Regions from separate parts of the Homo sapiens genome. Here region 1 is linked to region 2. A link is a loop called in an ENCODE intact Hi-C map of the cell type or tissue named here. Cell type or tissue: chondrocyte. All regions are shown on one strand.

Evidence for each region. Peaks named below come from ENCODE experiments on the same cell type or tissue, not always from the same donor. Only the 100,000 strongest peaks of a DNase experiment are listed, where the experiment ranks them.
Region 1: it touches region 2 in a loop (5-fold over the local background); 14 of 110 quality-filtered maps call a loop at or near these places.

The regions. Positions count from the first base shown.
Region 1 is chr3:33,128,711-33,136,710 of GRCh38, forward strand. It overlaps CRTAP (cartilage associated protein), which reads left to right. Exons shown (of 7, transcript NM_006371.5): 4 at 1,229-1,357; 5 at 3,845-3,990; 6 at 5,472-5,555. Among named protein-coding and RNA genes, the nearest start is that of CRTAP, 19 kb to the left of the region's middle. RefSeq lists enhancers at 2,980-3,029, 5,587-5,656. In chondrocyte, CTCF peaks have their summits at 3,095 (motif pointing right) and 5,491; no DNase peak of the experiment used is centred here.
Region 2 is chr3:33,713,587-33,721,586 of GRCh38, forward strand. CLASP2 (cytoplasmic linker associated protein 2) reads right to left here and starts at 4,668. Exons shown (of 39, transcript NM_001365631.1): 1 at 4,222-4,668. The coding sequence starts at 4,416. RefSeq lists a silencer at 4,400-4,739 and an enhancer at 4,940-5,029. In chondrocyte, CTCF peaks have their summits at 3,393, 3,601 and 4,539; DNase peaks (open chromatin) are centred at 4,255 and 4,475.

The sequences.
Region 1 (8,000 bases), 580 kb before region 2:
AGTGTTTTAAGGTATCATTTTGTACTTCCTACCAGCAATGTTTGAAAGTGCCTGTTCCTCCACAGTCTTATGAAATGTGTGCAACCCTTCTGGAGTCTTTTGCTTCTAGCTGCATAAAGGGAGAAAAGGGAGGGAGCCAAGGATCATGTGGGAGATTTTAGGGATTAGGCCTGGAAGTAGCATTCCTTAATTGTTACTCTCAACATGTCATTGGCCACGACTAGTCATATGGCCCCAACCTAGCTGCATGGGAATTGTAGTCTTTGACTATATTTAGGTTCACCTTACTCTCTTTCAAAGGCTGTGTAGATTCTGTTATTTTTATATACTGTAATTTATTAATCCTCATCCTATTGATTGGCATTTAGGTACTTACAAGTTTGTTTGTTTGTTGTTATAAACAGTGTTTATGTATGCCTGTGTCTAAAGAAAATTTCCTAGAAGTAGACAGCTGGGTTGGAAAATATGTGTATTTTAACCTTTGATAAATTTTGCCAAATTGTTCTCCAAAAAGTTTGTTCCTGTTTTGCTTCCATCAACAGAATATGAGAGTGTAAGTTTCACTGTTCTCTTCTTAATACTACAGTATGAATTTGTAAAACTTTTGCAATTTGGTAGTTTAAATTATTTTGGGGGTAATTGTATTTCCTAATTACAAAAGAGGTGTAGTGTCTCTCAATGTTTTTTAGACATTTTAATAATTTCTATTAATATCATTTGGCCATTTATATAGTGGATGTTCATCTTTTTCATATTGATTTGAAACAACTTTGTATATTAAAGATTTTCAGCTCCTTGTAGGTGTTGAAAATATTTTTCTTTTTCTTTTTTTTTTTTTTTTTTTGGAGACGGAGTCTTGCTCTGTTGCCCAGGCTGGAGTGCAGTGGCGCGATCTCGGCTCACTGCAAGCTCCACCTTCCGGGTTCACGCCATTCTTCTGCCTCAGCCTCCTGAGTAGCTGGGACCACAGGCGCCCACCACGACGCCCAGCTAATTTTTTGTATTTTTAGTGAGACAGGGTTTCACTGTGTTAACCAGGATGGTCTCGATCCTCCTGACCTTGTGATTCGCCCGCCTCAGCCTCCCGAAGTGCTGGGATTACAGGCGTGAGCCACCGCGCCCGGCCTGTAAATATTTTTCTTTTAACTTTTTCATTTGGGCAGGAGGCAGTAGCATATTAAGAAAGTAATGGATCCACTGCTCTGAAAATTTATATGTTTTGTTTCAGATCATTATGTAGAAGTTCTGGAATGCAAAATACAGTGTGAAGAGAACCTCACCCCAGTTATAGGAGGCTATCCGGTTGAGAAATTTGTGGCTACCATGTATCATTACTTGCAGTTTGCCTATTATAAGTGTAAGTAATCTTCTGTGACATCTTGGGTGAGGCACTTAGTCCTTCTAAGACTGTAAAATAGAGGTAATAACTCTTAGCTACGGTTGTTGAGAGTTCATCAAGGTCCACTGACAACCCTGGTGCTATGCTTTGCACAAAAAGGCAGCATGGCTTAGTGATTCAGGGCAGAGCCTGTAACCACAGTGCCTGGGTTCGATTTCAGCCTTATCACTTACTAGCTTCTCTGTGCTTTAGTTTCCTCATTGTGAATAGAGATTGTAGTACTAACCTCATAGGATTGTCCTGAGGAGTAAATGAGTTAATAGATGTGAAATGTCTGGGGTATTCCCACACTGGCACATAGCAAACTGTGTGTTTGTTTTTGTTATCATTATTTCCCTTCCTCCTTATCACTAGCTTTACTTTTCAGACTGTTAGAGTTTATTTTCTTTTCTTTTTTCTTTCTTTCTTTTCTTTTCTTTTTTTTTTTTTTTTTTTTTTTTTGAGACAGAGTCTTGCTCTGTTGCCCAGGCTGGAGTGCAGTGGTGTGATCTTGACTTACTGCAACCTCCGCCTCCCAGGTTCAAGTGATTCCCCTTCCTCAGCCTCCTGAGTAGCTGGGATTACAGGTGTGTGCCACCACGCCTAGCTAATTTTTTGTAATTTTAGTAGATATGTGGTTTCACTATCTTGGCCAGGCTAGTCTTGAACTCCTGACCTCAAGTGATCCACCCACTTCAGCCTCCCAAAGTGCTGGGATTACAGGTGTGAGCCACTGCGCCCGTCCTGTTAGTTTCATTCTAGTTGGTCCTCCCTTGATCTGAAATGGGAGTTTCTCAATCAGAACGTTCTAGTGGACAATGGGAAGCAAACGTGGGAGAGAAGGAAGTTCAGGGTTAGACTTCAGAGCCTGCGTGTTTCGGCTTTTCCTCCTCTCCCTGTACCTGACTTTGCCAAGTGCCACTTGTTCAAGCAGTGTGTCCCTTGGCAGTTCAGTTCCAAGCACAGAAGAATTATTAGGGAAAGTGGCAGTAGGACTTCCTCTGCCCTAATGAAATGCCAGGGTCTAGCGGTGGCAGGTTTCTGGCTAGAATAGATCCCCTGGGTCGCCCCTTCACACTCAGGAGTGGCTGGTCTCAGGGTGCCTTGGGAAGAGTGAGAGAGGTGATCTTGGCTTTAGCCCTCCTTTCCCACTGTGGTAATTGTGTTTTTTTTTTGCGGGGGGGGGTTCCTCTTTATCTCACCTCCCATCCTCTTCAGAACACGTAAGCCTTGCACCCTGAAGGTCAGAAAAAGAAAAAGAATATGTATTATATAAATATAAAAAGCCATAAGGTCTTCTAGCTCACTGAGCATGGCTTGGTTCTAAATGTATAAAGCTAGAACACTAGGAATTTAGAAGTGTTCTGGATGCATGCGGGCTCTGGCAGCTCCCTGGGCCTCTGAAATCCTCACGTGCCCTGAAAATCGCCCTGCATATCAGAAACTGGCAAAGACTTATCAACACTGGTGGACTGAGGCCTCTAGCTATGCTTGCTGCTTCCCAGGAAATCTGCTTTCGGGGATCAACAGTATGAATGAAGTGTACTTCCTGAAATGAGCTTCCTGAAAATCTGCCCCGTTTTGAATTTTTTCTAGACCACCTACCATGCTACATTGCTTGAGGGCAGGTGGTATTATTTATATTTGAAGAGTAAATGTCCCTAAGAGCTGGCTTTAAAGTAGTCATTACAGGAAACAGCCACTGGGTGGCACAATTTATTCATACCCAAGCTTTGGCTTCTCCGGCCAACCACAGCTTTAGCAAAGGTACTGTTGTGTAAATTAGAGTGGAATGTGCCAGAATACATACCAGGGGCTTGTGTCTCATCACCTCTTCCTCATCCTGCACTCCCAAGACAAATCCCAAGCCCTGCAAAATCCCTATGCTGAAGGTACTGTCACAGGTGGGCAACACCAAGCAGAGAGGCTGGAGGTGGGAGTTCCAACCTCAGGAGGTGGCAAAACTAGGCGACTTTCCAAATCCCCTCCAACCCAGAGGCTCCACCATCCTTTGGGTTTTCCAGGTCTGGTTTAGCTGTAGGGGAGCTAACCTAGATCTGGAGACTGTGGTCCCATCCAGATGGGATCCAGACACTCTAGGACCCAGATGAGACACCTGTTTGCTGAGCACATCCTCCCTATCTCCCTCAGCCCCAGGACAATCCAGCTTTTTCCAGCTGCTTCCAGGGACCTGAGACCAGCTCAGGTCACCAGAGCTGGAAGTGGAACATAGGCATTTCTCCATAGGCATGTGCCTAACTAGAACTAAGTTTCAAGCCTGGCCTCCAGGCTGCCGTGGAGACCCCATCTGTGGCCTGCCCACCCAGGGCTGCCAGTCGGCCCCAGGCTCTCTGAAGAAGGACTGTGGAGAAGGGGCTTGTTCATATGGCCTTTTTGTTTAGAAGCAGAGAAATTATAGGGTGTGGTTTGCTGATTTCTTCATTTGTCTTTTCTTCCCAACCCTAGTGAACGACCTGAAGAATGCAGCCCCCTGTGCAGTCAGCTATCTGCTCTTTGATCAGAATGACAAGGTCATGCAGCAGAACCTGGTGTATTACCAGTACCACAGGGACACTTGGGGCCTCTCGGATGAGCACTTCCAGCCCAGACCTGTAAGTCTGGTGCACCACACCTTCCCTTTTCTCTTCATTCTTGCCTTCTGGAGACTACCTCGTGCCTTAAGAGAAAGGGTTATTTTGGAAATAAAGGGGCTGGGCGCGGTGACTCATGCCTGTAATCCCAGCACTTTGGGAGGCCGAGGCGGGCGGATCATGATGTCAGGAGTTCGAGACCAGCCTGGCCAACACGGTGAAACCCCATCTCTACTAAACATACAAAAATTAGCCAGGCGTGGTGGCACGTGGCTGTAGTCCCAGCTACTTGGGAGGCTGAGGCAGAAGAATCGCTTGAACCCAGGGGCAGAGGTTGCTGTGAGCCGAGATTGCGCCAAAAAAAAGGAAATCAAGGAAAAGTCATTTTTTTCTGTAGTTTTGTGCATGTGTGTGTTTTAACATTTTACTGCTTCATTCTGATTTCTGAATCTGTAAAAACTCTACAAATTTCAAACATTACAGAAATATTTTACTTTGAAAACAAAATTCTCTCATAATCCTACACCTTCTTTCTCTCTCGGAAAACAAAATTCTCTCGTAATCCTACACCTTCTCTCTCTCTTTTTTTTTTTTTTTGAGACAGAGTCTTGCTCTGTCACCCAGGCTAGAGTGCAGTGGCGTGATCTTGGCTCACTGCATCCTCTGCCTCCTGGGTTCAAGCGATTCTCTTGCCTTAGCCTCCCGAGTAGCTGGGATTACAGGCGTGCACCAACATATCACACTAATTTTTGTAGTTTTAGTAGAGATGGGGTTTCGCTGGGCTAGTCTCGAACTCCTGGCTTCAGGTGATCTGCCCACCTCAGCCTTTCAAAGTGCTGGGATTTACAGGCATGAGCCACTGCGCCCAGCCTGTGCCATCTCTTTATCTCCTGCTTTAAAGGTATATATTTACTCATATATATAGTAAATATTTGTGTATTTTTATAAAAACAAGGTCATATTTACATAGTTTTACAACTTTTTGCAACTTTGTCTTTCTGACAATTTGTCGTGAATATTTCTCCATGTCACATCCATGTATCATCTTAATTATTATCCTTTAACAGCTCCCTGGTAGTCTCTTTTGCGGATGGACCATCATTTAATTCCCTTGATAGGCAAACTCACCACTTAGCATGTGTTGTCAGTGAACCCCATTCATTATATATTACTTTCAAAAGATTTTTTCTAATTGATCTTTGCTCTTGTATTTTCATTGGGATTTCTATATGCCATCTTGATTTTCATAAGTTTGTCTTCCACTGAGGGCTGGCCACTCTTTTTTAAAAATTGAGATATAATTTATATAGGATAGAATTCACCTTTTTAAAGTGTACAATTCAGTGGTTGTTAGTATATTCAGAGTTGTACAGCCATTACCACTATCTAATTTTAAACATTTTCATCACCTTAGAAAAAACCCCATATCCTGTTCCTCCCTCCTCCCAGTTCTAAGATGAAAAGGTTGGTCCTATAAACTGTTCTCTGTTGTGTCTGAACAGGAAGCAGTTCAGTTCTTTAATGTGACCACACTCCAGAAGGAGCTGTATGACTTTGCTAAGGAAAATATAATGGATGATGATGAGGTAAGTTTTCATGCTTAGCACATGTCTGGTGGCTACGAGAAAATATTACTCACATCTTTGCTAGAATCACTGGAAGGCTGAGTCCTCCCTGAAGTAAGAAACAGAGGGGACCTTGAGAAAGACAGTTCCTGTGGGTGTTTCAGTGACAGTCAGAATGCTGGCATGGGAAAGAGCGGCTTTCTAGGAAACCTAGGCAGGAGTGCCACATTTCCTGATAGCGAAACGGGTGTGGGGCCACACTCCAGGAATTCACAGTGGTCATTCTTCATCTTTTCACTTTATATAAAAACAGTGAATTTTTAATTGCTCAGCACTCTGAAGAGACATGGATACTCACACCCCAATTTTTCTGCTAGACTATTGCTATTATTATTTTTTCTAAATTGCATCTTTACTGTAAGCATTTTGTCATTCTCTAGAATTGCTTGAAATTCCTGATTCCACCTTACTCAGCTGACCCCTTTTCTGACCCTGACTCAACTGGTTATGGAGTGGTCATTTTGTGATGAGTCTGGTCACAGAAAAGCCATCATTAGCGGTAGTATTTAGAGTATTTGTTTGGAACAAACTGGAAAATGCTTACTGAGAAAGCTGGGGACTTGTCAGCTATTGGAGCTCGAAGAGAGCTGTGAGCTTGCTCTGGTCTGATCCTTCGCTTTATAGATGAGGAGCATGGGGCCAGCAAGTTTCCTGAGCCTCCAGGTCTGCTCTTCCTATACCCGTTTTAGGTGAAGTACCTCTGAATAAGACATCTTCGTGGAATTTGTTTTCTGTCTATAAATATGTATGGGATGAACTCATCACTGGCATTAAACAACTGAGTCTCAGTTCTTTATCTATAAAATGGGAATAATAATACTGCCCTCCCAGGGTTGTGAGAATAAAATACTGTGTTGCATGTGGAAATGCTTTCTAAACTGGAAAGTGATGCAATGCCTATGTCTTGGTTTGGGTATCCTTGAAGCAGAGCCTGAGACAGGATCCCAAGATGCCACAGGGGCCATTCCCCCATTCCCTAAAGGAAGGAACACCAGCCAGATACCAACAAGATTGGCCACTGTGGTTTACAAAGTATAGCAGAGGCTGGGTGTAGTGGCTCACACCTGTGATCTCAGCATTTGGGAGGCCAAAGCAGGTGATTGCTTGAGACCAGGAGTTCAAGACCAGCCTGGGCAACATGGTAAAACCTCGTCTCTACAAAAAATACAAAAAAATTAGCTGGGTATGGTGGAGTGCACCCGTAGTCCTAGCTACTTGGAAGGCTGAAGGAGTCTGGGGAGTTTGAGGCTGATATTGCGCCATTGCACTCCAGACTCGGCAATTGGAGTAAGACCCTGCCTCAAAAAAAAAAAAAAGGAAAGTATAGAAAAATATATTTAGAAAAGGTAAGAGAAGTTGAGTTCCCAGTTATCTAGAGGCAAGCTAATATGGATATTTTGGTATATATCTTTCCATTTTTTTATTATTAAAGAAAAAATTTTATAGTTTTAAATTTGTTTTTCTACATATTTATTATAAACTCAGCTATAATTATGTCTCATGACTTTTTCACTTTATATTATTATGTGAGCAGTTTCTCTTGTTATATTTTTCTAAAACAGCTTTATTTAGATATTATTCACAAAAAATGAAATTCTCCTTTTTAAAGTATACAATTCAGTTGTACTTGTTATATCCACAAAATTTTGCATCCATCACTGTTATTTAACTTTAGAACATTTTTATTGCCCCCAAAAGAAACTCCATAGCTAAGTCACTTCCCATTTCTCCTCTGGGCCAACATTCCCACTCCTGCCTCCACCTCCAGCCCCTGGAAGACTCTAATCTACTTTCTGTTTCTGTGGATTTGCCTGTTGTGGACATTTCATATAAATGGAAATATAGGGTATGTGGTCTTTTGTGACTGGCTTCTTTCACTGAGCATATGTTTTCAAAGTTCAGCCATGTTGAACATGTTGCCTGTAAAATTTCCTCTGTACTACCAAGTAATATTCTTCTTTTGGATGTACCGCATTCTGTTTATCCATTCTTCAGTTGATGGATGTTTGGGTTGGTTCCACTTTTTGGCTATTTTGAATAATGATGCTATGACCATTTGTGTACAAATTTTTGTTTGAACATAAGCTTTCCAGTTTTTTATACCTAGGAGTATATACATAGGTATTATGTTAGGCCATTTTTGCATCACTGTAAAGAAATACCTGGCTGGGTGCAGTGGTTCATGCCTGTAATCCCAGCACTTTGGGAGGCCAAGGCAGGAGGATTGCTTGAGCCCAAGACTAGCCTGAGTAACATAGTGAGACTCTGTCTCTACAGAAAATTTAAAAGTTAGCTGGGCATGGTGGCACAGGAAGTGTGGCAATGGCATCTGCTTGGCTTCTGGTGAGGTCTCAGGAAGCTTATGGTCATGGCAAAGGGGGAGCTGGCGTATGTCACATGGCAAGA
Region 2 (8,000 bases):
AAAGGGGCTATGATTTTGAATTCTGAGAAAATACATGAAATGCTAGCACACAGCCCTGCACTACATAGCGCTACATAGTTATAAATGTTTTCACTTTTTTTTTTTTCTCTCCCCTGAGACAGGGTCTGGCTCTGTTGCCCAGGCTGGAGTACAGTGGCCCAATCACGGCTCACTGCAGTCTCAATATCCTGGGCTAATTTTTTGGTAGAGATGAGGTCTCACTATCTTGCTCAGGCTGTGTTTTCTCCATTTTTTAACGTCAACTTACTCTATGGTTGCAGATGAAATGTAAATGTTACTAATCCTCATAATATACAAAAGTAAAAGTAGAGCTGGCAAATAACAGGATATTGAAGAGGTTTATAAAAGTAGAGAAAAGGAATATGGATATTCTAATCTCCCTAGGCTCAAGCACCTCCTTCACTAATTTACCAGGTCTATGGCCTAAAGCAATATACTTATGTCTCCTTTTCTACAAAAAAAGGAAAATAATAGTATGCTGGTTTCCTAAGGCCATCTCAAAAATTAAATGAGACAATGCAAATAAAGCATTTGAGACAGTGCCTGGTACTCACTAAGGACTCTGTAAATGGTGGTTATCGTACTTAACTGTATTTTATGAGGCAAATTTTATTGCCATAATGCCATTTAAAAATTTGAGAACTCCTGAAATTGCAGGACTGTTCTTAGTAAAAGTCAAATGTCAGACTACATATATTACATATATGCCTATTTCCATATTTTGAATCTTCAATTATGACTTCTCCATTGAACTTGGGACCCCAACTGTCTATCATCTCAACTTGTAACAGTCTTCTCACACCTAACACAGTAAAAACTAAACTTTTTACATCCGTCACCCAATTTATTTGTTCTTCTCTCAGTCTTCCCTATTTCAATAAATAGCACAATCTAACCTACTGCTCAATCAAGGCAATTATCCATAATTCCTCTCTTTCTTTCAACCCTCAAACCCAATCCACCAGGAGCTCCTGTCGGATCTACCACCAAATCACAGCCCAAATTTTCCACTTCTCAGCATTGCCATTGCTATCAAACCAGGCCTAGCCACGATTATCTCTCTGCTGCTTCTGTTATTCCTTTATAGTCGACTCTCCACAAAGCAGCCACCCTTTACACACATAAAACCCCCCACTGTATTTATTTTTTTTTAGACAGGAATTTGTTATGTTGCCCAGGCTGGTCTCAAACTCCTGGCCTCAAGTGAGCCTTCTGTCTCAGCCTCCCAAGTAGCTGGGACTACAGGCATAAGCCACCACGCCCAGTTACCTCCACCATATTTAGAATAAAATCCTATGATGTTATACCTCCACCATATTTAGAATAAAATCCTATGATGTTATACCTGCCCAGTTACTGCCACCACATTTAGAATAAAATCCTATGACTTTACAGCTGCTTCCTCAACTTCGTCTTTCTTAACACCTCACTCATTTAAACTCTAGCCAGGCTGGCTTTATGTTCCTCAACAAAACTAGGGTCTCTGAATTTGCTGTTTCCTCTGCTTCAATCATTCTTGACTCTTATGTTTCTTCAGTGTCTGCACTCACATGTCACCTTTCTTGACCACCCAAAGTAGAGTCTCATAATCATTTCATACCATGTTGATTTACAAGCACATGCTATCTGAAATGATCTAATTTCTATACCTGTCTACCTCTTTCTAATGCAATGGCAGGGATCTCACTTTCCCATCTTCTGTTAAGTCACCTTCTCAATGAGGTCTTTAACGACCAACTATTTAAAATTCCAACATATGCATCTTGCCTAGTATTCCCTATTCCCTTCATTGTTTTTTTCTCCAAACCACTTATCACCATCTAACACACTATACATTTTATTTATCTTTCCTGCTTATTCCTCTCCTCCTACTAGAATCTAAGTCCACAAAGACAAGGATTTGTCTTTTTTTCACATTGTATCTGCAATGCCTAGAAGAGTAAGTTCCTGATAATAATAGGTCATCGATAAATATCCTAATGCAGCTGAATGAATGGGCCTTGTCTTGTTCAAAGCTGGATGGATCCTTAGCATCTTGAATACCCAGCATACAGGAGGCACTCAAATTTACTAACACAATGACTGTTAAGACACTCAGATTCTGAAGTACTACCAATTCAAAGAAAAACTGTATTTTGTTCAGTATAAACTGAAATTGAAGTATGATTCTATTTGTATGTTCAAAAGCTCCTATGACACACTTTTTAAAACAGTTAAGTATGTTTTATTGTATCTTAAGTAAAAAAAAAAAAAAAAAAAAAAAAAAAAGATTACCCAGTTGGGTAACTTAGCTTATAAAACTTAAAGCAACAGATTAATTAGAATGCCCTTTCCCTAGCAATGTCAGAAAAGTTTCTATGCTATAGAATTCAACAGAAAGGGAAGAACTAGTGATTTAGGAAAGAGAGCAGAATTGATGGATCAATGTCCTTGAGTAAGCAAGAAGGCATGGAATCTAATACTTTCGTGGAGGGAATTGCATAAATGAGGAAAACAGGCAATTTATCTATTCTAACAAGGAAAAAGGAAGATTATATGGTCACAGCTACAAGGAAGTGTATAGACAGGTGGTGGGAGACTATGGCAGTTCTCTTCTGACTGCTGAAATTGTCTTGGGCTACATTATCTAGTGAGGAGCATGGAGAAAATACGTAGTGAAAACAGAAAAGAACCCGGATGAGACCCCTGATGGATTCTAACTCTTAAAGAACAGTTAAAAACACAGCACCGAGTAGAAGTAGGGCTTAGAGGCATAACAGAAAACTAGCATACTGTGGTATCACAGAATATCAGCGTGATTGCTCAACTGTCATTCACTGAGGTACATCTGAGGAGTGAAATGGCCCAAAGCCAATTCACAACAGCCCGTGTAGAAGATGGCACACCAATCTTAACTTCGGAAGGGGTGCAAACATTACCAAAGCGCTGTCTTTCTACAACAGTCTATGCTGTAGCATAAAATCAACTATCTTGAGTGTGAATATGTATATGCCTTTCTTACAGAGTAAATTTAGCTTGTTTCTTCCAAAGAAATAATCTCCCAAATGGTAATGATATATTATTAAATTACCTTTTCCCCAAACGTTTTAAAAATAATAATCAAGAGATGGTATGTAATGAAGCATCGACGTGGGTAACTCTCAAACTTTATTGTCCTTGTAAAAAGTCTAACCTTTCCAAAACTCATCTGGGCTTTACCATTAAATCTGCGTCATAATTCTAGAGTTTGTCTTTCTTCTCTTTTTGAATAAAAGGTTTCAAAGTACAGCCTATTCGCTGGATCATGAGAATATGTTACTAAGAAGAATCACTTCATCCATGGGAAGCTGCAGTCAGCATTTTAAAGCAACACTGCCACCAGAAGACAAGAAAGAAAAGTAACTACTAACGACTACGGGGCAAGTTAAATACAAAATATTTACCTGGCCTCCCAACGCGGCTACATTACACCCTGCCTACCACCAACTCTTCAGAAAGGCTCATTCTTTCTCGCACCTCATCTTTGTAACTTTTTCCCCCCCAGCATTAGCCTATCTACTAAGACACATCAACCTAAAATCGTATCCTAATGTCCTATCTGTTGGTCTGGGTAGTGTTTACACAGGTGAACACAAATGTCGAAGTCTTTCACTGATTTTTTTTTCAAAATAAGTGATCAACATTGTGTCCTAGTAACTCCGCAACGTGTCACGGAATCGCTGAATTTGTCATTGTCCACAAGTGTAGAAAAATGTGGTCACAAGTCAGTCCTCGGCTCGCGTACGAAGAGGCGGTCTGCCCAGTGGGGACGCGGGACCCCCCTGTTTCCCCTATTTTTATTTATTTTTTACTTTTTTTGAGACAGAGTCTCACTCTGTCGCCCAGGCTGGAGTGCAGTGGCTCGATCTCGGCTCACTGCAACCTCTGCCTGCTAGATTCAAGCGATTCTCCTGCCTCAGCCTCCTGGGTAGCTGGGATTACAGGCGCCCGCCACCACGCCCGGCTAATTTTTGTATTTTTAGTAGAGACGGGGTTGCACCATGTTGGTCAGGCTGGTCTCGAACTCCTGACCTCGTGATCCGCCCGCCTGTGCTTCCCAAAGTGTGTTTCCCCTCTTAAGCAGTGGTTCGGACGGGAGCTTTCCCGGCCCGGCGCTCGCGTCCGGGATTAAAGGGCTGCCGCGGAGGGCGTGACCAGCCCAGCCTCGCCGCCGTCGCTTACCCGGTAGTTGCTCGAACCCACCCAGCCGGTGAGCGCGTCGACTGTCTTGCCTAGGCGGCCCAGGTCCTCCTCCAGGTCCGAGATGGCGCCGGGGGCGCCAAGGTAGAGCAGGAGCTCCTGGCCGACCTGCAGCCGGCCGCCGACGTCCTTCTGCTGCACCTGGGCGCAGAAGTACTCCATGCTGCGGGGCTCCATGGCTGCGGCCGCCCGCCCGCCTGCCAGTCTGTGAGCGGCCAACTTTCGCCGAGAGCCGCCCAGCCTCCAGTGCGGGTCCCCGCGGGAGCGGGCGGGACTCACTTAGCCCGCCAGGGGCGCGGCTTGCGGGGCGCAGCGGGCGGCGGGAGGAACGCCAAGCGCCCAGCCGCCCCCAAACTAGTCAAACTCGGCGCCCCCCGATCCCCAGCCCGCTTCAGAGGCCGCGGCCGCGGGCGACGTCAGCACGCGCGTGACGTCAGCACGACGCCGGCGAGGGCCCTCCAGTCCGGCTAGCGTTTTGCTGCGGAGGTGGTGGAGGTGGCTGCGGAAACCGCTGGGAGCGATAGGACCTCTAGGGAGACTTGGGGTCCGAGTTGGGCCGAGCCCCCTGGGAGGCGGGCCGTTCTTTGCTAGCCGCTGTCAGGGCACCCTGCCCTCGCCCTGTGAAATGTGGAACGTTTCCAAGTTTGCCTCCACTTGTATTCAACACTTAGGAAAGTACTTGGCATCCCCCTTTCCCGCCCCCACTGCCGGTTTAAAAAAAAAAAAAAAAAAGAATACACTCCTGACTTCTGCTTCCAGCCACCACCACAGTCACTGTGTAATACTTAAAAAAACAAAACAAAACAAAACTTAGGTTTGCCTAAAGTAAAACGCACAGATTTTCAGCGTACACTTCATGAGTTTCGGCAAATGTATTCACCCGTGGAACCGCCACCCCAGTGAGGGTACAGCACGTTTCCAACACCCCAGGAAGTCCCAGGACACTTCCCAATTATCTGCTCTTCCCTAGGCAATTCTAATTTGATTTCTAGCATGGTAACATAGTTTTCCCTGTTCCTGAACTTCATACAGTCTGTGCTTCTTTGGAGTCTGGTTTCTTTTAGCATAACGTTTGGGGTCCATCCAGCGCTGTTGGTGTCTCAGAAGTCCATTCCTTTTTATTGCTTTCCATTCTGTGGAATCACTACCATTTGTCGATCCATTCACTTGTTGGTAGATATTTGGGTTGTTTCCTATTTTTTATAATTATGAATAAAGCTGCTACAACGGTTAGTGCACAAGTTTTTGTGTGGATATATTTTCTTCTCTCATGGGTAAATAAATACCAAGGACTGGCATTACTAGGTCTTGTAAGTTGTATGTTTAACTTTAGAAGAACCTGCCAAATTGTTTACCAAAGTGACTGGATCATATTAAATCCCCACCAGCAATGCTTGAGAGTTCCAGTTGCTCCACAATATTTGATATGGTCAGGGTTATTAGTTTTAGCCATTCTGGTGGGGGTAAAGTTGTCTAATACATTCCAAAAGCACACTGTGTTTATCTTCTTGACAATTATTCCCAATCACAACAAAATGATTATTTATGTAATATCTTTCTCTTCTAATACACAGAAAGCTCCAGGAACCTTTGTGTTTTCCTAGGGTGGTGCCTAGCAAATAATGGGTGGCCAATTTAAGTTAAATGAGTGAATGAATTCAACAAAAATTGATATTTGAAATATTCACAATAACTAAGAATAAACAAACTCAAAATTCAAAGAAATTGACTGTTTTCTGTGTTCTTTTTTCAGTATTTCTGTGTTTCACATTGTATTGAGTTTGTAAAGTTTCTTCCATCTTTAATTGGTTGTAATTTCCCTCAGACTATGCCTCAATCAAGTAAACTATGTGTGATGGTTAATTTTATGTGTCAACTTGACTGGGGCAAGAGATGCCCAAATAGCTGGCAAAACATTATTTCTGAGTGTGTCTGTGAGAGAGTTTATGGAAGAGATTATCATTTGAATTGGTGAGCTGAGTAAAGCAGATGGCCCTTCCCAATGTCAGTGGACATCATCCAATTCGTTGAGGCCTGAACAGAACACAAGTGTGGAGAAAGGCCAAATTCACTCTCTCTGCTCGATCGGAAACATCCATCTTTTCCTGCTCTCAAAGATGGGTGCTCCTGGTTCTCAAACTTTAGTATTCAGACAGAAACTTATATCATCAGTCCTCCAATTCTCAGGCCTCCAGACTAGGACTGTATTACACCACCAGGTTTCCTGGTTCTCCAGCTTGCAAACAGCAGACATGAGACTTCTTGCCTCCCTTAACCGTGTGAGCCAATTCCTATAATAATTATCCTCTCATTAGGCCAAGTGCAGTGGTTCACACTTGTAATCCCGGCACTTTGGGAGACTGAGGTGGAAGGATCGCTTAAGCCCAGGAGTTCAAGACCAGCCTGGGCAACAAAGTGAGACCTTGTCTCTCCAAAAATAAAATCAATAAATTAGCCAAGCATGGTGGTGCACACCTGTGGTCCCAGCTACATGGGAGGCTGAGGCAAGAGGATCACTTGAGCCCAGGAGGTCGAGGCTGCAGTGAGCTGTGTTTGTGCCACTTCACTCCAGCCTGGGTGACAGAGCAAGACCCTGTCTCAAAAAAAAAATTAAAAAATTAAAAAAAATGATTCTCCACATATCTATCTACCGGTTCTGTTTCTCTGGAGAACCCTGACTAATACATTATGGTAACTATTCCTTGGGTTTGAGTGTCCAAAGGTTCTGTTCTTAAAGGGTTGCAGAAAGATATAAAAAGAGGATCCTATCCAGAAGAACTTTACACTGTAATTGCTGGTGACCAGGTGCAGTATGTGGTATAGAAAAAAAAAAATGCAGGAGCCCTGGATTCTAGGTTCAGCTCTACCTGTTCCTGTGACCAAAGGTGACTGCTGCTCTTCACCCTTGGTTGTCTCTATTCCCTTTCTGAACTTAATGTAAATTGAAAATCACACTAGGTCATTTTTAAGTTATAAGTTAACTAAATCATCTTTAGGAGTAACTCTGGAAGAACCTGTAAAATTATTATTAATTATCATTTATTGTGTTTTATTTTTAGTAGAGATGAAGTTTCATTGTGTTGCCCAGATTATTCTCGAACTCCTGGCCTCAAGCAATCCTCACACTTTGGCCTCCCAAAGTGGTGGTATTACAAGCATAAGCCACTGCACCTGGCCTATAAAGTTAATAGTAAACATTGGTCACTATTACTTATATATTCTTTCTGTGTTTCATTAATTCATTAACAAATATCCTCTGAGCACCTATATTGTGCTAGATACTGTGCCAAAGTTCCAAAGACCCAAAATTCATTTAGACCTGGTCTCTGCCCACAAGCTCTAGTAGGGACAAGAAAATCAACATTTCTGAGATGCTGTGATAGGGTAAACAGAGGGTTTTTGAAACCTAGATGAGAGGCTCCTTATCTAGATAGTACTTAGTATGGGAGTAGAAAAGTTATAAATTAAAGAAGGCTTCTTGGAAGAGGTTATATTTAAATTGAACTTTGAGGATAACTAGGAATTAACTAATTAAAGAATTGGTTTCCTGGGGAGTTGCATGTTTGTCTACAAGATGTAGTCTCAACTATTTTGATTAACCATTTGTTATTATCAGTATATACCCACTACAAAATCTACATCTTTATTTATATCACTGTTATCTGTCCTAGGTTCAACATTGTTAGAGCTGAAAGTTCACAAAATTGCTAGCACCTCAGTCATTTTTTCACAGCATCCCTAGACCAAAAGAAACACCTAAG